3 separate regions of the Homo sapiens genome follow, and all the other regions are linked to region 3. Evidence: chromatin loops called from intact Hi-C (ENCODE). Cell type or tissue: chondrocyte. All regions are shown on one strand. Each heading gives the region's core, and the rest is flanking DNA. Links, peaks and the distances in the headings are about the cores only. Region 1 has its middle 41 kb from the start of PNLIPRP3. Region 2 overlaps ATRNL1 (attractin like 1). Region 3 overlaps ATRNL1 (attractin like 1).

What was found. Peaks named below come from ENCODE experiments on the same cell type or tissue, not always from the same donor. Only the 100,000 strongest peaks of a DNase experiment are listed, where the experiment ranks them.
Region 1: it touches region 3 in a loop (6-fold over the local background); 24 of 110 quality-filtered maps call a loop at or near these places.
Region 2: a loop joins it to region 3, with 2.4 times the contacts of the local background. A loop is called at or near these places in 2 of 110 quality-filtered maps.

The regions. Positions count from the first base shown.
Region 1 is chr10:116,381,195-116,391,561 of GRCh38, forward strand. No RefSeq gene overlaps it. Among named protein-coding and RNA genes, the nearest start is that of PNLIPRP3, 41 kb to the right of the region's middle. In chondrocyte, for the core only: CTCF peaks have their summits at 5,211 (motif pointing left) and 5,415; no DNase peak of the experiment used is centred there.
Region 2 is chr10:115,427,214-115,437,580 of GRCh38, forward strand. All of the region lies in intron 21 of ATRNL1 (attractin like 1), which reads left to right. Among named protein-coding and RNA genes, the nearest start is that of ATRNL1, 340 kb to the left of the region's middle. In chondrocyte, for the core only: a CTCF peak has its summit at 5,190 (motif pointing right); no DNase peak of the experiment used is centred there.
Region 3 is chr10:115,794,542-115,804,908 of GRCh38, forward strand. All of the region lies in intron 27 of ATRNL1 (attractin like 1), which reads left to right. Among named protein-coding and RNA genes, the nearest start is that of SNORD158, 400 kb to the right of the region's middle. RefSeq lists an enhancer at 6,782-7,283. In chondrocyte, for the core only: a CTCF peak has its summit at 5,098 (motif pointing right); no DNase peak of the experiment used is centred there.

The DNA of each region.
Region 1 (10,367 bases), core at 1,060-9,059, 590 kb after region 3:
AAATAATGAGGGCTAATGTTAGAACCATGCTTTCTTTTGTGGTTGTAGTTGAATTCATTTATCTATTAATGTTAAGGTAGAGTACTTAGGTTTATCTAAATCTCAGAGCAGAGCCTAAGCAAGTCTTATTTCAGAGCAAGTCTTATTTAGACATAGTTTTTTTGTATATGTTAACACCCTTATTTTTCAGAAATTAGCAAAGTTGAAACACTCTCCTTCAGGATATATAGCAATTGCCATGTGTTTAAATAATTTGCAATTTTCAAAAGTAATTTCTAATTTTATTTTTTAAATATTTAAATTAGTAATCAATTATTTTTGCTTAGGAAGAAAAAAATGAATGGTGGCAGAGAATTGCAATATATTTTATATGCAAATACAGAGCGGGAAATGGTTATTGGGATTTGTCATGACCTCAGTTCTGTCTTATTTTAGTCTATTTGTCTACCCTGGAGAGTCCTGTGAATCTCTTTTGCTATATATATTTAGTATGCAGAATTTACACGTAAAGCTTCTTTCACTTACCAGTAATTTTTGCTCATTATTGGTTTTGTAGCTAAAATATTAATGTGAACTAGAGATCAGCCACCTATTTGAATTACTAACACAATGGCATATATGCAGAATAAACTGCTACCGATACAACCGTTCTTTCACATGTGTGTCATATAGAATATCTAGATTAAATATTCAGTAACAGAATCAGTATTCAAATGAATTGAATTTGAGAATAAAACTGAAGGTTCGGTACTTTTATTATTTTAAAATGCTTAAAATGCATAATTTAAGATTTAAACTCATTTTCATATAATCAAATAATTATTTTAGCACTGCATGATAGAGTAATAGAAAGCGGTATCCATGTGATACCAATCAAAATAACTGAACGATTAGAATCAATGTAATTAAAGGAACAAGTTATCTGAAACAAAGGAAATACAGCAATCAATAGAAATCACAGTGTGTGAAACTAAACTGCACATCAAGATAAAATATTAGGAGTAGATTAAGTCTGTTTTTAGGGTTTTTTTTAAGAATTAGTAAGTCATAAAACTCATAAGTAGGAAAATTAACTGAACTTATCTGGGTAAAAATATGTCTCAGACTGAATTCAGTTACTCTGGAAGTAAGACTTTGGCTATACAGAAAGGCAATTTTTAAACGAATGTCCATTCATTAAGTAAATTCATTAAATTTTCCGTATACTTAGTTATGATCAAAACGCAAACTAACCCAAAGTAACACTGATACTGCTCTGAGGTTTGTGGCTTGCCACCATAGTTCTTTAATGTAACTCAAGTTCTTTGAGAAGCAACTTTCTAACTCTCAGTACTCCACTGAGGATAATATTAAAATGTAGAGACAGTTTGCTGCGAAATTCTCTGCTGATTAATGGAGCTATTACACTGGGGGAAAAACAGCGACAAAATCATAGGATGTGGAGCATGACCACTGGCCTAGAAATTCCTTTCTTCCTTCCCTGGCCTAATTATTGAAATGGGAGGAAAAGTAAAGAAAAGCTTTAAGGTATCTACAATCAGAATGATTTCTATTCTATCATTGTTTTGTCAATAGTAGTGGTTTGTTTTTTAAAAGAAACAAACAAAAAATTGCCTGCCTGCTTTTTTTTTCTTGGAACTTGAAAAACCATGATGAGATTCTGAAAAGGCTAAGGTAAGGTAGAGGTCATTGTATTATAATGAATTGGAATCTAGAAATGCCTTAAAACAGAGTCAATTGGGATTAGTAATTTTTTGTAGGATGGAAATTATGCTGTGAAAAAATCCACTGAGTCCATTACCAGAAGGGCAAGCAGTAATTTAGCTGGGTAGCTGCAGATGGACAGACAGCATGCACTGGACAGGCCCTGTTCAAAGCTCCTGTGGAGGACAAAGTCCCTTTATATTTTATACCAATCAATCATACATAACTGTGTCACACTATAATGAATAAATCATTTATTTGCAGCCTAGGAAACAGTAGCAGTTCAGTGACATGATTAGAAATAAATATGAGACTATCTTAATGCCGGGTGTATCAGGGTAAGGTGTTCTGTGATTCAAGTATTTATAGTATAAAATTTGAAATTTAAAAGCTGCTTAATGTACTAAAAAGTATTTTAACATTTGAAGCTGATCTATTTTAGGTGAACTTTTATGTTTCTTTTTTGACCCCTCTTCTCTCCTTTTGTCATCCAGAAAAACTTTAGTAAAGAAAATGTTTGCCTCTCAGAATCTAGTTCAGAACATTTTCTGTCAAGGGAATTTTTTTCAGGATGTGAACTAAAAATAAAAAATATTTTTCGTCATTAGCCCGAAGCAGGGATTACATCTTGGGGTTTTGTGGCTCTTTTATCTTAAGACAATAGATTTTTTTAAAATGTAAGAATGGAAAGGATGAAGTTATCTTTTGAAAATATTTGAGGTCGGAATGTATAATCAGTTGCATTTGTGCTTTCTAAACATTATATTTTCAAGTTAAGTAAGTTTTTTCTTGGTTTGCTAATGGTCAAATCATCACAGCAGTAAAGAAGCTTTATTTGTTATTTTACTGACACTTGGCAAAAGACTAATATCAAGACAGCATTGACTACTACACGAGGGAAATCAAGTAATAACTTTCCCCTGCTTTAAAAGGGAGAAACAGGATTTTATCTGTTTGTTGTTAATTATACGTAAGGTCACATTTATTAAACATGAGGAAAAAATTTTGCAGGGCAATGCTTACCGTAGAACATATACTTTGACTGGAGGAAAAAAAAGCCATGACTGATGGTAAAGTGGTCTCCCAGCTGCTGCTATGAAAAGTATCAAGAGCAAAGCTGTCAGAATTGAATGCTGATTTAAACAGCTTTTGATACAGAGTGAATTTGTCTTTAAAAGGCCTCTATGAAATAAACAGCACCAGAATTCAGATGTCTGGGAAAATAAAGAATAGGTGAATATGTGAAATTAATAACAATGTCTGATATAAGTAGCTATTCCAAACAAGGCCCATTGATTGAGTGGGAGAAAATGATTTTATTTTTTTCTTACAACCAGAAGAACTACACTACTTGAATAATTCGAAGTTAATTATTTTCACACTTGTAATAAATTGTCATTCTAATTAGTTGGTAAATAAAACCTTGTTAAAATAAAATCCTCTTAATCTACATTTAATAGATGCAAATACAATTACTAATGATATTTCTGGATATGGCTTTGTGATTACTGAAAGTATTTACAAATTTAAGCCACCATTAAGTGATGTGGTTGTTGAAACAGTTTTTGTAGACTTTAGACAAAGAAGCTCCTGACTGGGAATGGGTGACCTGAGGGTAGTCATAGGGTCAGCATAATGTCAGCTCTACAATCTGGAGCCAATTAACGTTAGTAAAATATCAAGATTATATTTATAGTAGCCTTTTTATTCAATAAAATCAAAGCTCTTTATCAAGATTCTAGTTGTAGACCAATCAGATATGCCATTTTTAGAGGGGGAACTGAGGTTTTGATTGATGATCTGATTTGCATGAGGTCACACAGAGCAGAGGCCCTCTTTATTTACAGTTTAATTGCTTGGGTTTCATTTCTAACACAGCTTAAATATATATTGCTTTTGAAAACGTGCTTACAATAAAATCTTACATAACAGGTAAATATTAGAAGATAAGAGAAATTTAAGAATTATTTAAATCACCCTTTGGTACCAGAAAACATCGATTAATCAGAATCAGCAAATATGAATCTTTAATTAACTAAGAATATCTTTCTACACTCCTTGAGAAGAAAGGGGCAAATCAGAATAAAACAGACTCAAATCAAGTGTTATTGAAAATTCGCCTTCTGGCTATCTCTTGAAAGTAACACCTATTCATCCTGCTTTATTACACTTTCTACAGATGTGTGTTTTTTCTTTTTTTCCAGCACTACCCTGTGGTCATTGATATTTAAAGTGATAACCTGAGGAATGGCACCTTTTTACAATATCAAATAATAAAGGTTATATTCATTCTTCAGTACTTGCTAAGGCAGGAATGTGACTAATAGAAAACATCCAGAAAGATCAACATGTAAAAGAATCTGATTAACCTGAACTTAGCGCTCTTGCTCATTTCCTTTCTCCTTGTATTCTTCCTTCTATCCATTCTTTCATCCATCTCTCCATCCATCCTGGCTCTTGCCTACCTCTCAGAACTCATGCCATACCAGCTCTCCTCCTTGTAGACTCCTCTCCAGCCATACAGATCTTTCTGCCCCCCAAATAGGCCCAACTTGTTCTGGTGTTAGGATCATTTCATGAGCTATGTTCCCTCTGCCTGGGTTGCTCCACCCCCTGATCTCTGTATGGCTGTCAGCTTCTGTCATTCAGATGTCAAGTGAAACGTCACCTCCTCAGAGAGGCCTTCCTTTAAACAATCTATGTAAAGTAGTCACGCAGTCACACTATGACATATCCTAGTTATAAATTCTCTTCATACTTCTTATAATTTGTGACATCTTTCTTGTTTTTCTGTTCTACTTATCACCACTAAAACAGAAGTTCCATGAAAGCAGAGTATTCTTTATCTTGCACATCGCTTATCCCTTAGAGCCTGGAACAGTGTGTGGTATATAGGAAGTGTCCAATAATATGTGTTGAAATATGGTTTCAATTAACTTGTTCATTTAACCTATATTTATTGCTTAAGGATTTAAATATAAATTATTGATTCTCTAGTTAAAGAAACTGGATTCATTTATTGTTGTTTATCTTTCTTGGGTGAATTACCCTGTCTTATTTCTTACTCTTTCTGAGCCTGTTTACTTAGCTGAAAAATGGTAGTTATGTTTGCTAATTTCAGAGCCTATCTATGTTGAACAACCAATAAAAACAATGGAAATAAACCAGAAGAAAGTAATGATCCCACATCCCATCACAGAAAAGTTTGTAGGTCTCTCAATGGTCCCTTACAGCTTTCTATTATCAAACTGTTGATTGGCAGATAATGGTTATGAATGCTACCTTTCCACCACCTGCTAGAATAGGAAGTGAAAATTGTAAGTTACTTGCAAGCTATGAATGTGCATTAGAGTACCTTAAAAGCATTATCTCTCCATGGTAATAGAAAATTTTGAAATGTGTTTGCTTCTGTGATGTATTCAGTCTTTCTGGTCTGAAATACAAAGTGTAAGCAATCCTGTTTTTAATTCAGCATCATATTTAGAGAAATATATGAGTGCCATCTGCTGGATTTCTCTGGTACGACATTGAAGAGAATGACAAATCCTTATAAAAATGTGACCCTTCCTTCCTTCCCTCCTTTCTCCCTCTCTCCCTCCTTCCCTCCCTTCCTTCTTCCTTCCTCCCTCCCTCCCTTTCTTCCTTCATTTATGTAAATATAAAATTTAAATATTTGTATATAGTTTTCAATTGTTCAAATTTATGTACATATATAATTTTAAAATATGTATTTGGTGCTAATTTTCAAATTAATATCACATGCATCCTAGAGAAATATAGTCTAAAGGATCCAAAAATGAGTTTCCTCTTTTGATAAAGGAGCTTAATTGGTTTAATCAATACCTTTCCTTTATTTTTGAATAAAAACTATAAGTAATAGACTTTCAGTTTGTTTTTAAGTGTTAGTCTTCAGTTTTCAAAGATTCATTTGTAAGTTATTGGTCCATCAAATGAAGTGAAGTCACTCTACCTAGGATCTTTGATAAGTGACTTGCCAATCAGCTTTATCACCAGATATTTGTTCCCTTTAAAATTGTATTTAAAAATTTCCATCTCTTTATCATTTGACATCTGCGGAATTCATATTGTTTCATGAGTTAAGTGGCTGAATTATTTCCTAGGGCAATTATGTTGATGAAGGGAAATTGGGACTCTCTGTTTACTGTAAGAATTCCTAGTCGTTGAATAATTGACAGTACTTCATATGTTCAACATATCGGCAAATCCTGTTGTTTCTACTTTCAAAATAGGTGCAGAATCTGGGACTTACTCTCATCATGTCATGAACCACCACCCTGGGGTAGGCCCTCTGATACTTCCTGTCTTCCTTTTCTGCTTTAATTTTCTTCTTAGTACTTATTACTTTTATTTATCAGTTTTGTCATATTTGCTGTCTATCTTTCAGACTAGAATGTAAGCTTCACGAGGGCAGGGATTTTAGTATCTTGTTCATTGCTTTATCCCTAGTGCCTAGAACAGTGCCTCACACATAGTATGTACTCAAAAAGTTCATTTCTTAAATGAATAGATTATCTCTGAGTGATTTTACTCTTTCTCAAATAAAATATTTTCAACTATATTAGTAAGAACATACTCTTGGTGCTTCTATGAACTCTATAATGTCCAAATCAGTAAAATCTTTTTATATTTACACTGTTTGATTACGGCTCGCTACATTTTAAGGTGAAAAATGAGCACCTACTAAACAGGATATCATGATAATTGTGATATGGAACCAAAGGTGACTAAGACATGGTTCTTGTGCTTATGGAACTTTCCGTTATTCTTCCTGAAGACTGTTAAGGAATTGCAAAATGACAGAACAATTCAGACACAGGTACTAGATTTATTCTTCAGTGAAGTCAGAGGTGGGATTAGTTTTGTTGCATTTGGCTTCATTTTTCCAAAGGGCATCAGTTAAACTTGGCAGTGATTCTGGAGAAGTTCTGTGTGTTTTCTGACATGTGAACACTATGTACATATTAGTACATATATGTTTGTTACTAGAGAGTCCAAATTCAGAATTCCATCCTTGATCTCTCATGCTAGGTACTGTATATAAATCATCTCATATGTTCATCATTAACCTAAAAGATGGGAATATTGATGACTACTTTATAGCCAAGAAAACAGAGGTTGTAAGGCTAAGTAAACTACCAAGATAATACACTGTCAGTTTCAAGCAGATTTGAAACTAGGATTGTCTGAACTCAATACTCTCTAACATATGCTATATTTCCCAGTTCAGAATACCTAGGGACTGATTTCTCTGGGTTTAGAAATGCAATGAAAGTTCGTTTCTTTTACAGGTGTAAAGAAGAGTTTGCTAGGTACCAGGGATGTTTAACCACCTTTCTTCCCAAGTGAAGGCCACTACTTACTCTTTCCTATCAGGAAGGTGTAAACAATTGGAATGGGAATATCCATTTCTTTCCTATTTTACACACAGAGTGCCAAGTGTCTCCTGCTACCACCAGGCAAATGCATCATGCTTCTGTGCCCCACAGAACTGTTTCGGAATGTGCATTATAGTATTATCCAGCGGCGGCACAATTAGTAATCTCCTCTGGATTGTGAACTCTAGGGGGCAAGAATTTTCATTTATCTTTGCCTTTCTAACCTATATCAAAATGCCTTGTACATAGCAGGTATCCAATAAATGTAGAAGACTTCATGAATATGGTTCACTTAATGAGTTGAATAGGTTTTCTAGACCGGCCTGGAACCTAATTATTTTCAATAACCTCGGTGAGAGGAGGTATATTCTAAGATTTAAATAGCCTAACTCCCATTAACTTTTGAAGACCAAGGGCCTGCCTTTATTTCTTCCTCAAATGCTTGTTCTGGTGATTTCCACTCCCTTCTTAAATTCAAATTTGCACTCAGTACAGCCATTTGCTATTTGAGATTCACAGTAGCATCTGGATAGTGTTAAGAGGGGAAATGGAAATACTAGTGTGAGAACATTTCAAAAGGAAGGGAAGAAGAGACTAGAAAGAATAGCTGATGACAGATAGCCAGAATTAAATAATTAATACACACATTTAGGTCAGTGGAAAAAGTTTTTCTTAGGAAAGGATGCTTTCGTTAACTCCATCCTGCAAGTGTAGGAAGAAGCAGACTTGACTAAAATAACACTATGGTGATGTGTGCTAAATGGGTTATATCCTTGTTTAATTCAGTTTTAATTTCTGTTTTCTAAAACCTCATTAGATTCAATTGACAATATGAGACTATACTTATATGAAATAGTAGAAAACTGAATCAGTTTTTGTTCTAACAAAAAAGTGTGATAATTTTATTTAATTAGAACTCTTAGTTAAGTGAATAGGCTTAACTATTCACTTACTTAAGTGAATAGCTTGCTTTAAAGAGTAAGATAAGACCAACAATGAATTTATGAATACACACATTTTGGTAAGGGTATTAGTTTCCTATTGCTGTTGTGACAAGTTATCACAAACCTAGTGGCTTAAAACAGCACACATTATCTTACACTTCTGAAGGCTAGAAGTCTGAGGTGGATCTCACTGGGCTAAAAGCAAGGTGTTCTCAGGGCTGGTTTCCTTCTGGAAGCTCTAGGGGAGAATCTGTATCTTGCCTTTCCCAGCTTCTGCAGGATACAAGCACTCTTTAATGCTCCTTCATGAATTTCCAGAGCTGAGTCTGCTCATGTTTCATCTTTCTGATTCTTTATCTTCTGCCTCCCTCTTCCACTTATAAGGACCCTTGTGATTACGGAGCCCACCTGGCTAATCCAGGACACTCTCTCCATCTCTAGGTCAGCTGATGAACAAGAGTAATTCCACCTGCAACTTTAATTTCATTGCCATGCAATATAACATATTCGTAGTTTTGGAGATTAGGATGTAGACATCCCGGAAGAGGCATTATTTTGCGTACCACATCAATGAAATATTTGTGTTCTTCGAAATAGGTTAAGCCGTCTTCCTAAATTGGGCAGTACATATTGTTAGTTTTCTTAGCAAGTCCTTTTAAATTGACTGAAAAAAATCATTAGTAGTTCATGATATTTTACTTTTTATGATTCTCTGGCCCATCTCCGGGCCTGCAATAAAGTTAAAACATGATGTAGTTGAGTGATTTCTCCATTACCAGGAGACAAGGGGACTACACAGACCTATCACAAAGACAAGACACTTTATGGGGTATTTTAAGTTAGTGTTGTTCTCTGCCCCCATCTTCTCCTCCTCCACCTTCTAATTGTTAAAATTTCTCTTTTTCTTTCTGAGCTTCTCCCAAACACATTTTTATGATTTTTTCTTATTTTTTACTTCCACTCATCTTATCTGTTTTACAGAATTCTTCCACTCTTGGGTGGCAAGTAAAGCTGTGTTTCCCTTCTTTTTAAATGTTAAAACATGATGATTACTCCCTAGCTGAGTATCCCCTTTCTGGTTAAAAATCTTTATTCGGAAGTCTCCCTAGAGAACCCAAAACCTCAGAGTGATCTATATAAACTAAAGCAAGAATATGCACACTCAAAGTATCATTTGGGAAAATCATCTTGTGGGTTCAAATGTTAAGAATCTGTTTTTATTTTAAAAGATAGGATATCGTGAAATAATACTACTTCTCTGTATCTCTGATGGGTTTTCTGTGGTGTTGATTCCCTTGGCAGAAATCCATCTAGTGACTTACCCTACCTCTCTATAGTAAACTTGAATGAATTTATTCTTATGCAGTATTCACAAACTATTAAATAGTCTTCCGTTTAATGAGTATTTGTTGAAGTTTTCTTCTGATAGATGCTGTAAGAGTCACAAATAAGAAGAGGAAGAAGAAGGAGGAAGAGGAGAAGGAGGAGGAGGAGGAAGTGGAGGAGAAGGAGGAGGAAGAAGGAAGAAGGGGAGAAGAAGAAGGAGGAGAGAAGAAGGAGGAGAAAAGAAGGAGGAGGAGAAGGAGAAGGAGAAGAAGAAGAAGGAAGGAGAAAAGGAGGAGGAAAGAAGTTGTCCAAATCTGTGTAAAGCTTACATTGTATTATGAAATCCTCTTGAGTTTTGCATTCAAAGTTAACATATCTATTTGCCGTTACTTCACCTTATTCAAAATGGTCATATGGTGGCTTTCGAATGAGGCAGACGTACAGTTCTATTCTGGCCCGGCCTTTCCTGTGTGGCCTTGGGCTGGTTACTTAACTCTTATGGATTTCAGTTTTCTAATTGGTAACAAAATAAATAAAATGACACCCATTTTGTTGGGCTGTAACAGCTGCAGCATAATTCTGAAGATATCTACATGCTCAGTGAATCCTGATCATTTTAATTATTGTTGGGCAAAGACAGTATGGAATAGATAAAGTACCTTAGCATAGTATTAGTTTTTTAGTGTTGCTCTTTATATACAAAATGAACTTATTAGTTCATATACTTTGATCTCGTGCTTTGAATCACCAGAATTTCATATGTGTGGCTTATTTCCTAGACCCATGATATACTTGGCTGTGGTGGAGGTGCAATCTCCAGCTGTGAAACAGAGTTTCCTATGCAAACATAATTGTCATATTTTGCCAAGCATAAAACAACTGAACTGACCAGCCTAGAGGAACTTTTGGGAATAGTTCAGTTTTCTTTCAAGACAATCCTATTTGTTTTATACTCTGAGATACAATCAGAATCTGGGAACATGGTTGTTTTGAAACT
Region 2 (10,367 bases), core at 1,652-9,651, 370 kb before region 3:
TAATTACTAATGATGTTCAGCATCTTTTCATAGGATTGTTTGCCATCTGTATATTTTATTCGATGAAGGGTCTGTTGAAATCCTTTGCCCACTTTTTAGATTGTTTTTATATTAACAAATTTTCCACATACTTCATTCTAGATACAAGTCCTTTATCAGATATATGACTTGCAAATATTTTTTACTAGTGGTAACTTGTCTTTTTATCTTATTAACACTATTTTCTTGAAGAACAGATTTTAATTTAGATGAAGCTTGACTTATCAGTTTGTTCTTTTGTGAAATCTTAGCCTAACAGGTCACTGTGATTTTCCCCAGGTTTTGGTAGAAATATTATATTTTTAAGTTTTCTATTTAAGTATATGGTCCATTTTGAATTAATATTTGCATATATAGTAGGTGATGGATTGAAGTTCTTTTTTTCTCCATGTAAATATTTAAATGTTCAAGCACACTTTATGTGAAGACTATACTTTAATCAATGAATTTCTGTGCACCTTTGCTGAAAAACACTTGTCTGTAAATGTGTGGGTCTGTTTCTGGACTCTTTTCTGTTTCTTTAATCTATTTGCTTATTTTTATGCTAACGTAGCACATTTATAATTAATGTGATTTTATAAGTCCTGAAATCGGTTAGTATTTATTCTCCAACTTTGTTCTTCCTTTTCAAACTTGTTTTGACTACTCTTTTTTTTTTTGCATTTGCAAGTGAATTTTAGAATCTGCCTTTCAATTTTCAAAAAAATTGCTATAATTTGTTTTGTGATTTTGTTTAACTTATAGATGAATTTGGGGAGAATTGGCATGTTAACTATAGTGAGTCTTTGGAATTATTGTATTTTTTATTTTTTCTCAATTCTTTAATTTTTACTATTAATATTTTATAGTTATAACTGTACACATATTTCACATTTTTGTCAGATTTATCCCTGTATATTTTAAATTTGTGATGCTATTGATAATGTTAGCTTAAAATATTTCATTCCTGATTTCCTGATTGTTTCTGGCATTTATAATTGATTTTATATTGGTTTTACATCCTGTAGCTTTGCAAAAGTCACATTTTACTTCTACTACCATTTTTTGTTGACTCTCAGAATTTCTACACATACAATGTTTCCTGCAAATAATAGCAGTTGGATTTCTTTTCCTCTCTTGATGGTTTTCTTTCTTTTTTCTGCCTTATTGCTATAGCTAGCACCTTTAATAATGTGTTGAAAAGATGTGAACATGAAAGTATTATTGTCTTGTTTCTGATCTAAGAGGGAAAGCATTCAGTCTTTTATCATTAAATATGATGTAGGTTTTTGCTAACTGCCTTTATCAGATTAAGGAAATTGCCTTCTATTCCTACTTTGCTGTACATTTTTTATCAGAAATGGTTGTTTATGTCCAATGCATTTCCTGCATTAATTTATATGATTATCAGAAATTTCTATTTTACTTTGTTAATATAGTGATTTTAGTATTTTTAATTTAATGAACGGTATACAGTATAAGAATATACTACCATTTTTGTCCATTCATAAGTTCATGGACATTGGGATTTTTTTCTAGGTTTTGTCATTAAGAAAAATGCTGCAGTGAATGAACATTCATATGGTCTTTATGTGAACATATGTTTTTATTTTCCTTGGGTAGATTCCTAGCAATGTATAGTTTGGTTGTATGATAAGCTTTTGCTTAACTACTTTAGAAACTGCCAAATGGTTTTCCAGAATGTTGGTAACATTTTTTAATTTATTCTAGAAAATTTTGATACTAGAAATTTCATTCCTTGACATCCTCATCAATACAACATTGTCTCTTTGATCATAGACATTCTAGAGTGTGTATAGTGGCATTTTGTGGTTTTGTTTTGTATTTCTTTAATGACTAATAGTGTTGAACTTGATTTTATGTGTTGATGCCTTGAAAATGATTTGCTGGGTGTGTAAAATTTATCCTTTTTTCAGTTTTTGTTGCTGTTTTAAATTGTATTTTTCAAAATTTTGTTTTCTACTCTTGTTTGATATATAAAAATAAAATTCGTTTTAGTATATTGATCTTATATTCATTAACTTTGGTGAACGCTTACTAAATTCTGTTTGTAGATTTGCTTGGATTTTTAAATGCAGTTAATTATATTACATGAAAATAAGCACAATTTTCTTCCTTTTTCAATATTTTTTACCCTTATTGGGATGTTGAGACCTCTATTTCTGGGCTGAATCACAGTGATGATAATAGATATCCTTATCAGGTAGGATGTTTATTATAATTTATGGAATATTCCTTGTATCACATTAAGCAAATTCCTATCTTATTTTGTGACAAGGTTATATCATGAATAACTTTCTTTTACCTTATTAAATACTAAGTTAAATTAATAGATTTTCTCACATTAAACATCTTTTCATTCTGGGCTAAACCATACTTAGTCATGGCATATTAGTATTTGGATACTGCTAAATATTAGTTGTTTATATTTTAATTTAGAATATTTTTAGTATGAAAGAAGACGATCTCTTTTTTGAATGTTATTTTTTCTGACTAAATGACCTATGACTGCAGTTTTTAAAAATTATTTTCTGGCCGGGCGCTGTGGCTCACACCTGTAATCCCAGCACTTTGGGAGGCCACAAAGGGCGAATCACGAGGTCAGGAGATCGAGACCATCCTGGCTAACGCGTTGAAACCCCGTCTCTACTAAAAATACAAAAACAAAATTAGCCGGGCGTGGTGGCGGGCGCCTGTAGTCCCAGCTACTCCGGAGACTGAGATGGGAGAATGTCATGAACCCGGGAGGCGGAGCTTGCAGTGAGCCGAGATCGCGCCACTGCACTCCAGCCTGGGTGGCAGAGTGAGACTCTGTCTCAAAAAACAACAACAAAAAAGTTTTCCATTCTATATATCTGCAATTGTGGTAAAAGCTTTTAAAAATGAATTTGGAACAATTGCTATCTTCTTTTAAAACAGGAATAGTTAAAACTTTAAATAAAAATTAGGTATTTCAACAAAAATTTTTGGGTCTAGTGCTTTTTAATTGGTAGTTATTTTATTTTTTTATTTTTTGCTATTTCATAGCATTAGCTTTTGGTTTTATTTATCTTTTCTGTGGATCTTGTTTTTTAGTTCATCAATTTCAGATTTTGTCTTTAATAATTTCCTTCTCATATACTGTTTGTTGTTGTTTTGCCTATATTTGCTATAGTATTTTAAAATTATCATTTTTTTACAGAATTTATGAATTCCTTTTTTATCTTTAAAAACGTAATTATTTTCTTAGTTCCTTTCTTAAGTGATTCTTATTTTTTAACTTTTATTTTAGGCTCAGGGCTGCATGTGCTGCCTGTTATATAGGTAAATTGCATGTTGTGGGGGTTTGGTATACAGATTATTTCATCTCCCAGGTAATAAGTGCAGTACTTGATAGGTAGTTTTTAGATCCTCACCCTCCTCCAATCCACAAAACATTTGTTAACTATTTTTAATTTTTTAAAAATGTTACTGAGAATGTGGCATATAAAATCCCAAATTTTGTTAAGGTATTTTTGCCCTTTATGACACATTTGATAGGGTATGGAGGCAATTTTGTTTGTCACAACAGGGGAGTGGGACGTGGGTGCCGTGGGCATCTCATGGGTAGAGGCTAGGGATGCTGGTAAACATCCTGCAATGAAAAGGTCAACCTCCCCAGAACAAAAAATCATGTGGCCAAAAATATCAATAGTATTTAGGTTGAGAAATCCTGATTTAGAGGCTTAATCAAATTTATATCTGATTTTGGAGAAAATAATAATTGTAGATGGTTTGGTTTTCTTTGTCTAGAAGAGTCATATCATGTCTGTTAGTGTCTCTTATGTTCTTGGCACACACTGACGCTCAATGTTTAGATTTTAATTGATCAAGATTGAAAAGATATAATATTCTGCCAGGCACAGTGGCTCACGCCTGTAATGCCAACACTTTGGGAGGCCGAGGCGGGCGAATCACCTGAGGTAGGGAGTTCGAGACCAGCCTGACCAACATGGAGAAACCCGTCTCTACTAAAAATACAAAATTAGCTGGGCGTGGTGGTGTGCGCCTGTAATCCCAGCTATGTGGGAGGCTGAGGCAGGAGAATCGCTTGAACCTGGGAGGTGGTGGAGGTTGCGGAGAACTGAGATTGTGCCATTGCACTCGCACCTGGGCAACAAGAGTGAAACTAAAAAAAAAAAAAAAAAAGAAAAGAAAAGATATAATATTCCAATTTCTTCTTCATGTTTTGGTTTGAATACTTCGGTAAAAACAAATTTTCGCTCATCAGCTGTTTGGTTGCTTATTGCTACAGTTCGCATAGGGAAGGCATGATAAATGTTACAGTTTTTCCCTGTATTTTTTATTTATTCCCTTTACTACTTTTATGTATGTATTTATTTATTTAAAATTAAAAGTTAGCTCAATATCTTTCAAAAATGACAGTTTTTGTCACTAATGAACTTATAGATCCATACATGTTTTAATCCGTGTGCAATTATTATTCCTACTGATGCTCAGACTGTCCAATTACTGTGTCATTTAAATTATCTTTATTCTCTAGCTTTTCCACATCATTTTTGTTTTTCTTATTTCAAATATCCTGGATTTATTTTATAGGGATTTTTTTCTTTGGTTTTTTAAAATTAGAAATTCCTCTTTTTTTGAGCCTTTAGTTTCTTTTATCTGCCAAAGGAGTAACTAGTTACCATTATGAACACATTATGTAATCTCTGTTTATTACAAATATACTAATGTTTAACCCTTTTATAAAAACTAGCATAATTTTTCTTCTATGTCAATGTTGTCCAATACAAATATGATGTGAGCCTCATATGTAATTTAAAATTTTCTAGTAGCTTCCTTTAAAAAGTAAAAGAAAATGAGTAAAATTAATGTTAATAAAACCTTTTTTAGCTTAACACATCTAAAATTTTTTCATTTTAATGTGTAATCAGTTTTAAAAGTCATTAAGTCATTAATGAGATATCTTACTTTTTTTGTACTAGTGTTTGAAACAAAGTTTACATTCCATACTTACATCACATTTTAATTCAAATCAGTTACTTTTCAACTAGTCAATAGCCACATATGGCTAGTGGTGACCTTATTGGACAACTCTTCTCTAGATTACATAGGATCCCTGCGTTCTTTTAGAAATATCAGAAGCATAATGGTAAAGCACTAGGTGGCACTCTTGGTATTGCTGTGAGACGTTTAAAGCTTAATATTTGAAAAGAAGTGATGCTTAAAAAAGAAAAGGACAATAACTCTTGTAATAATGTTAATAGAAACTATTCTAATTTTCAAGATTAGATCGAAATTTAAGATGCAAGTCCACACTGTAACTTAAAGCAATTGAGTGCAATGTGGTATTAACTTAATTGAAAGTGATATGTCAGCAGTTGTAATCTATTTACTTAGTAGTTTTTCAAAGTTCATTTTAAAACCAAAAACCAAATATATTATAAAGCATGCCTCACAAAGGAGGGAAAACGTTCAAACAGTGTTAACTAATTTTATTGGCCCTTGTAAACATTGAATTACTCAATATATTTTTAGTAAATACAAAAAGTAGTAGTCACAAAGTATCACAAAGTAGTATAGTTTTTTTTTCTTAAATGCTTTCTTTTAATTGTAATAACAATTTTAACAAAGAAAACCTTAAAAATGAAAGACTAGGCTGTAGAAATGCTATATAGATGATATATTTCAAAAAGTAGAATGAGAGTACATAAAGTCACTTTCTGCAGTCATTTACTTTATTTCACTATTGTGCTAATTCTTTAAATACATGTAATTTGCAATGCTCACACCCCTAATTATTGTGTTTTAATATACTTCCAAGTAATTGAACACATTTTATTTCATCTTTTACTCTTTAAAAAATTACTGTTTTATGTTGAATTTCTTTTATTAGAGTTTCTTTTATTTAGAGTTCATGGTGGAATTTTGTAGTAATAATAAACTACCTATTTTGAGAGTAGGAAATTTAAGTTGAAAAAGATGACTTAAAATAGTATGTCAGTTTAATTACTTAAAATAGTATGTCATAGAAAACAATGAAACCAATTAATACTTGAATTGACCCTTATATTTAATGGAATTATCCTGGTTTTTGTTCTAAAACTGAATAAAATAATTTTCCTGTTTTAAACTGAACATTTTGTTAGTGAATGTTTTATATGACTTTTTAACTATTGGCTATAAATTGCTATTTAAGTAGGATCTGGCTGTTTCATTTGCACATGGGGCAGAGTGATCTTAATAAACACCAATAATCTAAATTCTTATATTTACCAGATTGCAGACATGATGGATTGAACAGTATCTGACAAGACATAAATGAGTCACATTTTTGGCATTTTAACCTTGTTCTTTGATTCCTCAGTATTTTTATTAAATTTTCTGAAGTCTGTATCCCTGTACTTTTAGATTTTTATTTCAGAACTATTTACTCCTTTAGCATAGTCCAAAATGATGGATAATAAACATGATTATAAGAAAATTTAAAATAGCTAAAAGGAAAAAAATTGCTATTAAGTTAATGTAGAAGAAGGATGAAAATTTATTTGACTTATATATTTTACAATAAAAGTGTTACATTATTATTTTCATGTAAAATCATAGACTCACTGTAAAAAATAATAAAAAAGTTTAAGGAAGGAAATAAAAATGTCCATAAACCTTCCACCAGGTCCCCCAAGTTGAGTTGTGTAGTATGTATCCTTTGTAAGGGTACTCAGCTGAGTGGAAGATTGAGAGCTGATATGCTGTACTTACCTTTCTCACTAAGCCATGTACCCTAGTGTGGGGCTGTGTCTGCCTTGAGCCAGAGGTATATAGTTCTTTATTTGTGTGTAAAATGTTGAATGGTCTACTGAAGGGACTGCCTGCCTTCTAAATAAATCTCTGCATCATGTCCTGAGAATGATTTTATGTCATAGAGGTCATAACATGCATAATATTATTGTGAATGTTTTTCTTATAGATATATAGCTCATTATTAGCATTTAGTAAATAAAACATAGTTTTTCCCAAACTGGAAAAGAACAACCACCTGACTTTAAAATAATGATCATACTAGTTAACATTTATTGAGAACTTACTATACTAGACTGTTCTCAGCTTTTTATATGTATTAGCTTATGTAATACTCAAATGGGAAGGGTATGCTTATTATTCCCATTTTATAGATAAGAAAACAGAGATAGAGAAAGCTGAACTAATTTGTATAAGATCACACAGGAAATAGTAAAGGCAGGTTTCAACCCTCTTAACCATTAAAGAAGTGGAAATCAGTGGTATATGTAAGCAAAAAGTTTTTATATGAGTGAAATAAAAACATTATGCTGAAGGAAATAAGAGGATCTAAATAATTAAAAAATCATATGCCATTTTTTCAAATAAGAAATATTCATCCAAAGATATCATAACTTCCCAAAATTGATATAAAAATTTTATGTAATTCCATTATAGAATTTCATTCAATTTTTTCTGAAAGGCATGCATTCCAATAAATTACCTTAAGGTTCAAGTTAAATAATACACTTTTAGAATATCCAGTTAGATTACAAACAGGAAGAATAGTAAGAAATTCCTACTTTAATAGATATCCAAACAAACTGTAACTCTAACTGCATCCACTGGCTCCCAAACTTGTATTAGAATATGCCACTAAATCAATGAACAAGTTGGAGTATAAGATTAAGTTCCTGATAATTTGGGAATTTATATGGTACTATGGTTTGAATGTTTGTTGCCTCCAAAATTCATGCTGAAGTTTAATTGACATTTTAACAGTATTAAAACCTGGGACTTTTTTTTTTTTTTTTTTTGTGACGGAGTCTTGCTCTGTCGCCCAGGCTGGAGTGTGGTGGCCCAATCTGCAAGCTCCGCCTCCTGGGTTCATGCCATTCTCCTGCCTCCTGAGTAGTTGGGATTACAGGCACCCACCACCATGCCTGGCTAATTTTGTTTTTGTATTTTTAGTAGAGACGGGGTTTCACCGTGTTAGCCAGGATGGTCTTGATCTCCTGACCTCATGATCCGCCCTTCTCGGCCTCCCAAAGTGCTGGGATTGGGACCTTTAAGAGGTGACTAGGCCATGAAAACTCCACCCTCATAGGTGGAATTTGTGCTGTTATTGAAAGGCAACTTCAGTTCCTTCTTGTTCTCTCTTGCCCTTTGGCCTTCTGCCATGGGATGACACAGCAAGAAGGCCCTCACCAGATGCCAGCTGTTTGGTCTTCTACTTTCCAGCCTTCAGAACTGTGAGCCCATAAATTTATATTTATTATAAATTACCCAGTATGTGGTATTTTGTGGTATTCTGTTATAGCAGCACAAAACAGGCTAAGACATATGGCAAGTCATTTTATTTGTATGTCTTTAATGACTTAATTTGCTTGTTCTTAGATATCTCAAACTTTACGAAGATTATGGCTTTCGCATTTACTACTTTTCTCTCTCAAGTACTCTATCCCCAGCTAATATTCCAAACCTAACAAAAATGACTCTTCCAGATATCACAAACCTTTTGTTTCCATCCTAACACTTACATAGTATAAAATTATCTCAGTTGATTTCTGTTTTTAACTTGAATTTAGGTTTTTAAGTAAAATGAAATTTTACTAGAATCAAATTCTGTGAACACTGTACCTTGTTTTATTGGATCTCCATACTTAGAAATCTGTATGACTCATAACAGACCTTCAGTTATGTTTAATGGTAGTAGACTCATATAAGTTATTAATACATAAGTGAATATACATTTATTTTAGCTGTATGAGCAAGCATTTTTATTGTTGGGGTACTTGAGCAAAAATGTCCAGAGATCATATTGTAGATTATCAAGTAAAAGTTGCTTTAAGTTTATTACGGACATAGGGTAATACTATTATATCACTGAAAAACTTTAAGTATCAGTCTTTTATTTAAAGAAAAAATGAATTTCAAGGTTTGTTTTCTTCATTGAACATTTCTTTCAAATGAAACTAAATAGATGACCATTCATCATTGCAGGATAATTGAAAGTTTAGTGATTTTGAGCTATTATGAAGTAAAAAAAGGTGGCTTCTGAATAGGTCATGGCATATTATTAAAAATCCCATAAATTAGAAAAATTAATGTATGGCATTGGTGATAATCATCCATTCTTATGTATTTAAAAAATTTATTTGTAAGACTGAATGAATTTAAATGTATATCTTAGGTCATACAATTAGTAGTTTTCAGAGTTTGGATTATAACTGTGTTTTTTCTATGATATGATATCTAGCAAATGCTGAACCTACAAAACTTGTGCAACAGATTTTACTTTTGAAATTGTTCTAAATGTTCCAGATTCAGTAGAAATTCTTAATAATTTTCAGCATGGATAGTACAGTTGAGCAAACAAGGAAAAACTAGTATTTATTAAATATTTATGTACAAAACAATTTTATATTAATAATTTCAGTATTCCCAAGGGTGACATATTTTTTCTCATTAAATTACTTTCTGGAGGATTCGACTGTTAGAGCTTGGAGAGACTGTCATTTACTTGCGTTTACTGACTTGTGTTTATTCATTCTACATTTACTTATTGACTAGCTACTTTGTTAGACTCCATGGATAACAAAGTGAACAAAATGTTTTTTCCTCTATTGAAGCTTATACACTACTAGAGAAAATAGATATTAAACCAGTTATATGATTTTCATAGGTGTGATTTTCGTAAGAGCTCTGAATGAGAATTATAGAGTTTTGGGAATGTATTTCCAAACTTTATAGAGCTTTGGGAATACATTACAAGAGGGCCTGACCTAATTTGTGGGATAGGGAGTAGGTGAGGTAAGGGAATGATTGAGCTTTGATTTGAAGAAATGACTTGATAAGATGTGATAGTGTGAGGGTAGATAGGAAGAAGTGGAACCAAAAAGGACAGCATGTACAAAGGTTCGTGACTAGAAAGAACATGCAATGTTTGAGTTACTAAAAGAAAACCAATACTGAAACACATAGAATATACAGAGCAAAAATAGGAAGCTTATGAGATCTGCAAGATCCAAACAATGCTATGCTTTATAGAACATGTAAGATACGGTCTTTATCATAAGAAAGATAGGACGCCATTGAAGGGTATTTAGAGGAGAGAAAAATGTTACATTTTGCTTTTAAAATAATCAGTCTGCTTTCAGTATGTAAAACAGCTTAGTGGCGGCAATAGAGCATGAAATAGACCATTTTTGGTTTATTTTTTGAGGCATCTTCCTGGAGCTATCTGTAAAATATCATTACAGCACATTGAGACTGTTAAAATACTTGTACTTTTATTCACATGGGTTTTTATCATTTACTAAACAATTGTCTAAGTTTGCAAATAGTTG
Region 3 (10,367 bases), core at 1,311-9,310:
ATAATTTTGAATAATTATTTTATAATGGATTTTAGAATGTCCCTCAATTTGGATTTGTTCAGTGTTTCCTCATGATTACATCCAGGTAATGTAATCTTTAGTGGTGATATTCACTTCAGCAAAAGTGATTCTATATTCTTTTCATTGCATCCTATTGGGATGTGCACAATGTCATCTTGTGCATTGCTGATGATGTTTGCTTTAATCATTTGCATAAGGTAGTGTTTTCTTCAATATAAAATTATTATTTTCCTTTGTACAATTAATAAGTTCTTTATGGGAAACACTATTAAACTATGTAAACCTCCCATTCCTTATCAAACTTTCAATTTAATATTTCCTTATTTATATGACACCTTCCTATTTTATTCACTGAATAATAATCTGTTACTATCATTATTTTGATGCTCAAATTGTCCCAGATCTGAGAGGCCCCTTTAAGATGGCTTCTGTGTCCTTTTGAAAAGTCTCTATATTCTTTGAGCATTTCTTTACTTTCTGGCACAAGATATTCCAGTCTCATCTTGTACTTTCTATGCCTCAGTGATTTCTCCAGAAAGTCCTGGTTTCTTTTAGTGGAAAATGGTATTTAGAAGCCACAATCTGACATTAGGTGTGCTCATTGCTATTGAGGTATTGCTGCTTCCAGGCCTCTCTGTAGACAGAGCTGGAAAACATAGCTATGTATATATACATTTACATGTATATTTATTTCTCTGTCTATATACTGAACACCATGAGTTTATATAAATGGCTAAAATTCTGATCCAGAATCCAAGGTTCATTTATCTGTTCCCATATTTATAACTCCTTTACCTAATTAGGTGATGAACCCGGTTTCCATTATCCTTAATGTATTGAGTCAAAAATAAAGCCTCCTTTTATGTGACCAGTCTCCTGGTCTCAGCTTTCCTCCCATCCCCAGTGCAGATTCCAGTCTCCCATGTATTAGTCCGTTCTCACACTGCTATAAAGACATACCTGAGACTGCGTAATTTATAAAGAAAAGAAGTTTAATTGGCTCATGGTTCTGTGTGCTATACAGGCTTCTGCTTCTGGGGAGACCTCAGGAAACTTACAATCATGGTGGAAGGCTAAGGGGAAGCAAGTGCATCATTACATGGCTGGCAGGAGAGGGAGAGAGACAGCAAAAGAGGAGGTGCTAAATGCTTTGAAACAACCAGATCTCTTGCAAACTCTATCATGAGACAGCACTAGAGGGATGGTGCGAAGTGCTAAACCACTGGAAACCACCCCCATGATCCAATCACCTCCCACCAGGCCCCACCTTCAACACTCGGGATCACAATTCAACGTGAGATTTGGGTGGGGACACAGAGCCAAACCATATCATCCCCCATTCAATCTCCAAAACCCATGCTGGGCTGGCTTCTGCCCCACACGGATCCCTCCTTATCCTGCTAATGCCCTTGTGCTGAGTGCCAGATCACTCCCACATCTAGCTTCCCTCCTCACTCTGCCTGGGCACCTGAACTCCAAATCCCTGTGCAGAGTTGTCCCCTGAATGCACACACATCTCACCTCACTCAGGCTTTGGATCCCCACATGGGCCACAACATGCTGCACTCTGCTGGCTCTCAGACACTTCATGCCAGGCTGCCTCTCTGTGGAGATGCCGTCATCACCCTGCTTGGGACAGCTTTAAAACAGGCAACTGCCATATGCGGTTGCCTTTTCCACCCCACTCATGTTCTGATGCCACGTCTGCCCTCCTTCACATGTACCTCCTCACCCCAATGGGGCTCTGATGCGTGTTCTGGCACACCATGGTTTCCCCTTCCCACCTAATCTGGACACCTACCTTGCTCTGCTGCCCCTAATGGCTTTAGGACTAAATTGTTGAAACAGGTAAGCAAAAGGAAGCAAAAGGGAAGGGGAAGGGGAAAAGCTCATGCAATATTTTAACTTAACACATCTTTCTCACCCACTGGACTGAAGTTCATGGCCGAAGGAACCACATTTTTTCCATCTTTTTATTCTCAGTTCTTAACAAAGTATCTGATTCATAGAGGTAGGTAGCAGTGCAATAAATGCTTGTTAAATTAACCTCATTCAAGTGGAAAGCTGAGAACTTAAGCAATTCCAGTCTTTGGCTCTTATCAGTGATCTCAGTCAAACCCTTTGAGCATTATTTTCGAAAGGAAAGTAAATCATAAGCAGTTTGGCCAGTTGTCCTCCAAAGAGGATCTTTCTGAAAAAATGTAACAAAATGAAGCCTTTTCATGGGGGCTAACCCTTCTATATACAATTTGCTAACAATATAAATTAAATCTATTGATTTATTTTGAAATCATAAACTTAAAAAGAGCAATGTTCATTAGATGTAGAGCTTTTATTCTTAATTAGTATCAAAAATCATTGATCAGAATTATGCCTTCTTTCTTCCATTTTCATAATATAGGCAAGTGAATTAGTTTCCATATAGTTTCAACCTTATAGCTCCTCCAAGAAATGTAATAAACAAAAAGATAATTAAATGATATTTGGACTGAAGCATTACATAGGAATAACAAACATAAAGGCTTTATTCTAAAATATAGGGACCTTGACTTTTAGTTCCTGTTAATGGCAGGAACAAGCTTTTATTTGTGTCTTTTCTGGGAAGTTTGTTCATTTATTCAAAATGTAGTTATTAGACAACTCAGGCCAGCAACATAATTTGTGGGGCCCAGTACAAAATGAAAATGCAGGGCCTCTTGTTCAAAAAGTAGGAAAAATAGGCCTTTAAAAGTCCTAAAATATGACACCTTTTCCTTTCTTCCGTGGTCTCTCTCCTGGCCTTTCGAATAGTGTTTTTTAATTTGCAATTTAATTTTACACTCAGGCACTGGGATACTCACCAAGCAGGTATCAACTTTTATAGGCACCTGAAGGCTCACCTGGGGCAGAAGGAAGGGCTGGGGTGCAGGCATCCACAGCCCACCAACTGCAAGGCTTCTTCTGCCAATTTTTGGACTGACACTGGGGATATTAGAATGAACAAAACAGACAAAAAGTCCCTGCATCATGGAATGTACATGTCAGCAGAAGACTCAGTTAAAAAAAAAATTGTATGTGTGCACGTGTGTGTAGTATCTGTTAGGTAGTGATAAACCCTTTGACAATCAATAAACAAAGCAGGAAAGTGGGGTTTGGAGTACTCAGTGTAGTGGATAGAAATGGGCTCCAATTTGAAGTAGGTTAGGAAAGCCTTCACTAAGAAGATGACATTCAAGCAAAGATCTGGGAGAAGTACAGGAGCCAGCCATAGGGCTATCTGGGCTGAGATGTTGCAGGCAGTGGCAGGAGCAAATGCAAATTCTTCTCAGTCAATGTTGCAAATACTTCAGTGAGACAGTCTAATTTTCTCAGAGACCTTTTTTTTTCTTTTTTTGAGACGGAGTCTCGCTCTGTTGCCCAGGCTGCAGTGCAGTGGCACGATCTCCGCTCACTGCAAGCTCTGCCTCCCGGGTTCACGCCATTCTCCTGCCTCAGCCTCCTGAGTAGCTGGGTCTACAGGCACCTGCCACCACGCCCGGCTAATTTTTTGTATTTTTCGTAGAGACGGGGTTTCACCGTGTTAGCCAGGATGGTCTCGATCTCCTGACCTTGTGATCCGCCCACCTCGGCCTCCCCAAGTGCTGGGATTACAGGCAGGAGCCACCGCGCCCAGCCTCTCAGAGACTTCTTTTTACTCCACACCCCACCTACCTTTCCCCACATCACTAATCTTGTTTCTGGAATTTGTTCCACCTTCTCTTTTCCAAATTTAGTTAGCCTAGGTGAGATTCCTGCTCTCTCACCTGTTACAGGAGGCTTCTAACTTCCTGCCTCAAAGCTCTCTGCTCCCCATACCACTGCCTGTTGCCCTCAGCACTGCTGGAGCTCAAGTCTCAAACATAACTGACTGTGTGTTCTTACTCAGAAGACCCATTGTGTGGCTTTCATGCACCATACCAAAATGCAGAAGTATGGGACCCTATGTTATGTTCAGAAATGCCATAAAATGATCTGCCCCATATGCTGACTAAACTGGTTTTGTCCTGTTACAGACCATCACCTGCTCATCTACACCTCCATGCCTTTGCTCATCCTGGAGGATATTTGTTCAGTCTCAGAACTTGAGGGCTAACTTTTCATTCCAATTTCAACTCCAATGGAGTTCTTCTTGAAATGTTTCTTGATCTCTCCAATTAGAATAAACTACTTACTTGGTTTCAGTTTTACTTAAATATCTCTCTGTCCACCAAGTAATGAGGTTGCTTTTTTTTTCTTTTTTTTCTTTTTTCTTTTTTTTTTTTTTGAGTCGGAGCCTCGCTCTGTTGACCAAGCTGGAGTGCAGTGGCGCGATCTCAGCTCACCACAACCTCCGCTTCCTGGGCTCAAGTGATTCTCCTGCCTCAGCCTCCCCAGTAGCTGGGACGACAGGCACGTGCCACCATGCCTGGCTAATTTTTTAATTTTTAGCAGAGATGGGATTTCACTATGTTGGCCGGGCTGGTCTTGAACTCCTGACCTCGTGTTCCGCCCACCTCAGCCTTCCAAAGTACTGGGATTACAGGCGTGAGACACCAGTAATAAGCTTTCTTTACGTCGGAGATCCTGTCTTATTTATCTTTACATTTATAATACCTGTCTCTTTGCTTTGCACACAATATGGACTTAATACATGCTTGTTGAATTTAACGTTATTAATGCAACTCATATTATTAATTGTAATGGTAGTAAATTCTACAATAACACACCTGGCAATAATGCAAATTAGAATAGCTTGAATTGAAACATGGAATGATTGGAAAGCAGCTTTTTCTCCTCTACCTGATTCCTTTTCTCAGGAAGGAGAAGGGAACATAGAGGCCTCTCCCTCATGGGGATGCTGGACAGGGAAAAATCAGACAATCCTATTTCAGGAAACAGAGAGGTGGGGGTTAGTTCCCAGTATTCTCCCAGCCCATTCTCTCTGGATCAGGCCAACAAAACATTCACCAATTAACGAAGAGATTCCTGGAATCACAGTTGCTCTCCCAGAAGTCCCAGCCAGGCCCCAGAATTCTGCCCATCAATTTTTATGTTAGAGCAGTCACCACTAGGTGGTGCCGAACTTCAGCCCAGGGTAGGTGAAATTTGCATCAAATAGACTCAGAACTTCCAGATGTCCAGTTGCACAGGCTCACCTTGGCCATTTAGCTAATCTCATAATAACACAACCCTACATTTTACACAGCTGAATTTCTGGGGCACTACTTATTGCATTATGGCAGTTTTGTTGTATCATTTTCTAAAAATCTTTCAATATCAGATACTCTGCCAGCCACTTTACAGGCTTTATCTCTAATGCTCACAGTAACCTGTATGGTAATGGGTACTGATACTTTTCTTCTTTTAGTAAAGAATCTGAGCTGGGCATGGTGGCTCGCACCTATAATCCCAGCACTTTGGGAGGCCGAGGCGGGTGGATCACCCGAGGTCAGGAGTTCAAGACCAGCCTGACCAACATGGAGAAACCCTGTCTCTACTAAAAATACAAAATTAGCTGGACGTGGTGGTGCGTGCCTGTAATCCCATCTACTCAGGAAGCTGAGGCAGGAGAATCGCTTGAACCCCACGAGATGGAGGTTGAAGTTGCCAAGATGGCTCCATTGCACTCCAGACTGGGCAACAAGAGCAAAACTCCATCTCAAAAAAAAAAAAAAGAAGAAGAATCTGATGCTAAGAAAAGAAATGTCTCTTGCCCAAGAGCTGTGCCTTGTACAGCTAAGTGACAGGTGACAGACCTAAGAATTACATTCAAGCCTGTCTCACTCTAATGCCATACTTGTCATATTTCTGCTATACTTCAATTTAATGATCAAAGAAAGGAAGGAAAGAGACAGTGGAGAAGAAAAGTAGGGAAAGAAACAGAAAGAGAAGGGGAGAAAGATATGTTTGACAGAAAAGTAAATGAAGTATGTTACCATCTGTTTTTTTCAACCCCAGAGGTCTGATTCCCCCGCAGGAAAGAGTTGCTTCTAGCCTGTCCTTTATCTCTGCACCTGCCCTGCTTATCTCCTGCACCAGAGGCTCCTACCATGACCATTAATGGACTGAGTTTTTGTGTCCCTACGAAATGCATAGCTTGAAGCCCTAACCCCCAATGTGATGGTATTAAGAAGTGGGGCTTCAGGAAGGTAATTAGGTTTAGATGAGGTCATGAGGGTGAGTTTTCTCTCTCTCTTTCTGTCATGTGAGGACACAGCAAGAAGGCAGCCATCTGCAAGCCAGGAGGAGAGTCATCACCAGAACCTAGCCACACAGGTTCCCTGATCTAGGACTTCCCAGCCTCCGGAACTACAAGAAATAAATGTCTGTTGGTTAAGCCACCCCAGTCTATGACACTGTGTTGTAGCAGTCAGAGCAGGTGAAAACTGTAACTTGTTATTCTCTAAGGAAAATACAGGTCTTCTTCTCAGGCCTGTCTTCAGAAACAGGTTCACATCCCCATCTTCCAGTCATTGAACTAAATGGAAAAGTTTTTGTCTTCCTAGTCATTGTCTGCACCTAAACACAGGCTTGCCCATCTGTAGTCCTAGTCTGTTCCTTTTCTTTGGTGAGGATAACCCTTCCTGTCTTGCTTTAACACCCTGTATTTTCCGTTCATTAGTGACTCAGACCTCTGATAATGGTATACTAGTTAACCCCCTGTCTCGTCTGACTTTAAATGATTGCCTGTTTTGACCTTGAGGAAATATGAGTCCACTAGGAACTACAATCTTTATGGCCACTTGAAAATCTTTATTCCACTTAAGGTGGAATAGGGTACCTTGCCACAGAGGAAACAAGTAAGGAGAGAAAGAGAGTAAAGATCAGTGAGAGGAAGAGAAAACTAAAACTACTAGTATAAAAAGTTCTGAAATTTCAGCAAATTATTTTGCTTCCAACTGTACTTAACCATTCTGCCCTTTATTTGCAATAAAAATATTGGGGTATTATTATCTTTGAAATGCAGATTATGTGGTTAACCATTGTTCACTTTCTAAACCCTGTAAGTATTTAACTTGTGGATGGGGAATATTGTTTGGGACTGTATTGGTTGCAAACCAAAATGATCTACACTCACACAGCTTAGTGTCAACATTAACATGACTTTACTTTTTAGCTGTCTTTGTTAACATGACTTTACTGTCCTACTGTCTTCATCAACATGATTTTACTATTCCAAGAAACTCTTGCCTTGGAAGATAAAAATAGCAAATGATTTTCTTGTCCCTTTCAGAAACTTTTTGAAAATTCATTTAAAGGAATATTAAATAATTCAACTTTCACAGTTAGCATCAGATGAATGTTTATGCTCCAAAATTCATTGTGAAACCTTCAGCTTGTGTGTCTTCCAAACTTAAATTATTATGTAGTGTCTTAACCAATGTTAAGACATTAGTGTCAGCATTACTGACACACAATCAAATGCTCCCCTATGGAAAAACTTGCCTTAAAAAAAAAAGAAACACACACACACACACACACACACAAAACAAAAAAAAACAGAATTTCTACCTTCCGCCCCCCACCACCACACACACACACCTAAATTCTCTTAAATATCCCGACTTTGCCTTCCTCCTCCCAGAGACTACTAAGGCCATGTCAAGGAAGCTGTCTCCCCTATGGTGGTAAACAATGAACTCAGCTCTGTCATATGACAGGCTATAAAAAGCTGATTTTGTTGATATTCTGGGAAAGCTACCATTCAGCAGGCAAGTGATTGAAGCCATTTCCTCTCAAACTTATGAAAGTAAACTAAAGGTCTGATTCTGCCCAGGGAGGAAGTTTCTCCACTCTATCATATAGAATCCATATGTCCATCATACTTTTATTTGAAAAGAAGGGATGCTAACTCTCAGAAGCATGTCATAGTAAGCACAGAAGTGGAAAAAAAGAATTGATCATTTTTGTGAGGGAAAACTTAATGAAAAAATTACAAAATCATTATAAATACAATTCATTTGAAGTTATGTTTTGAGATTACATTATTTTCTCTCTGGCATTTAGACACCTAAAATTCACTTTAAAATATGTTGGTGAACAAATCTCATTCTCCAGAAGTACATTTTTAAAATGGCAATATTTCATAATAACAGTATAAAATGAAAATAATTGACTATCTCTTGCCTTGTGGGACTTGGCTTTTAGTCTAAATAGATATGAAACAAAATGACATTCATCTATATGAGACGTTTGTTAACTTAAAAGAAATTAAGTCAGAAGCCTATAAGGCTAATCCATAAATCAGCAAATCAGATAAATTAGTAAAACTTTTCCAGAATATTATCCAGGGGCTCCTTACTCCTTTGCAATTTGTTACCTGTTTTACATGTCCTTTTAGGAAGGGTTCATTTCCCATTGACAGGCAAAAAGAATATATGAAATTAGAATTTTCAACAGCTTGCAACATTTGTGTCATTTTTGATTTAACAATTTTAGAAGACTTGTTCCAAAATTACACCTGAATTTCATTTTCTTTGTAGTTTTCTAAAATGCTGCTACTATCAGGACATAATAAAAGCCACACAGCCAGTACTAGAAATGCTGTCATGTAACCACTAAGACCACACTAAAAGGCAAAATGCTGCAGCTGAAAGTATTTTTAATGACTTGAAATTGCTTGGAATGCTTTCTAGAAGTAAAAGGGTGCAGATTTATTTACCTAGTATACTTACCTAAATTAATTTGGCAAGATTATTTTGGTTCAAATCCTCATTCAATAAAATTTATGTTAATATTTTTAAGTGGTTTTTTTCCTGAAGGATATAATATATTGCATTAACACAAATTTACAACAGTCATGAAAGTAAAAGGTAAATTAAGCCATTTCTGAAATATGAATAAGGACTACATTTTTAAATAGACTACATTTATGATTTTATGTGACCTTGCAGATAAACATCACTATGTAAACTGTTAATGAGAACAAATAGAATCACATTCTATTTTTAGTTTTTCCTGATGTATAGTTTCCATTAGAGATATGGAGGAAACTTTATTCTTGCATAATTTTTGTTTTAGAAGTTTGGGTTTTTTTGTGTTTTTTTTTTAACATTTTAAGCAAATGGGCTTTTTATATATCTTTTTGATTCGGTACATTCCTTACTACAGAATGAATCCTAGTGAAATTCTCACTATAGGCCATTTTTCCATGTTTTTTTCTTTTATGGAAATTTTAACCATGGTTACTAACATATAAATAAACTCTTTTAACTGCAAAGTCAGAATGGGTATACTTTGTTATGAACATATTAACTTATTCCAGTTTCATGTCTTGTGTTTTTCTGCACTCATTAACATCTCCTTGGTACTTGGGATCATGGCCTGGCCAATACGCATAAAGATGACGAGATATCTATGGACTACAGTACATCTGTTTAATAATTAGTAATTGTTATGCATTGTAAATGAACGATTTTGACTCATACCACTGACATTTAATTAGTTTTTACTATATTCCAGGTACATATGAGAATGTCACATAATTATCTTCTTTAATTTTTACAGTAACTGTTATCATTACTTCAGAAAGGAACAAAACTCCATTTAGAGAGGTTAAATAGAAGGTCCAAAACATGTAGCAAGTAAAAAGTATCCAGAACTTAGATCCAGGTTTGTATACTACTCCCTAATTGGGGCTCTTAACTACTTTGATGCATTGCCTTTTAAACTTACTTTCTTGATTATCTATTTGACTAACATCTCCCCAGGACACACAAAATACTTGAATTCATGCTATTATGGCCTGAATGTTTGTGTCCCTTTACAGTGTATATGTTGAAATCCTAACCCTCAATGTGATGGCATTAGGAATCAGGGCCTCTGGGAGGTGGTTAGGTCATGAGGTTGGGGCCCTCATAAATGGCATTAGTGCCCTTACTAATAGAGACAGAGACCTGGCTCCTGCTCTTTGCTCTTTGCCACGTGAGGGTACAATGAGAAGACAGCCATGTGCAAAGTAGGATGAGTGCCCTTGCAAGACACTGAACCTACTGGTGCCTTGATCTTGGTCTCTTCAGCCTCTAAAACTGTGAAAAATAAACGTTTGTTGTTTAAGCCGCCCAGTTTATGCTAAATTGTTATGATAGCCTGAACTGACGGAGACACATGCGTACCACAAACAACAAAGGCTCAAGGATCCTTAAAATAAAAACCAAGACTTTCAGTGGGTTGTAACATCACGTAGTGGAGGTAGGTTTCCTCTCCTCTATACCTCTCCCAAGTAGGAAACATATTAAGATCACAGGGGAGTTAATTGGAACTATTATTTCATATGTAAAGAATGTATTCTTTATAACTTCTTGGGAATATATCTTAATTTCTTTTAAAGAAGATTAGTCTAAGTTATA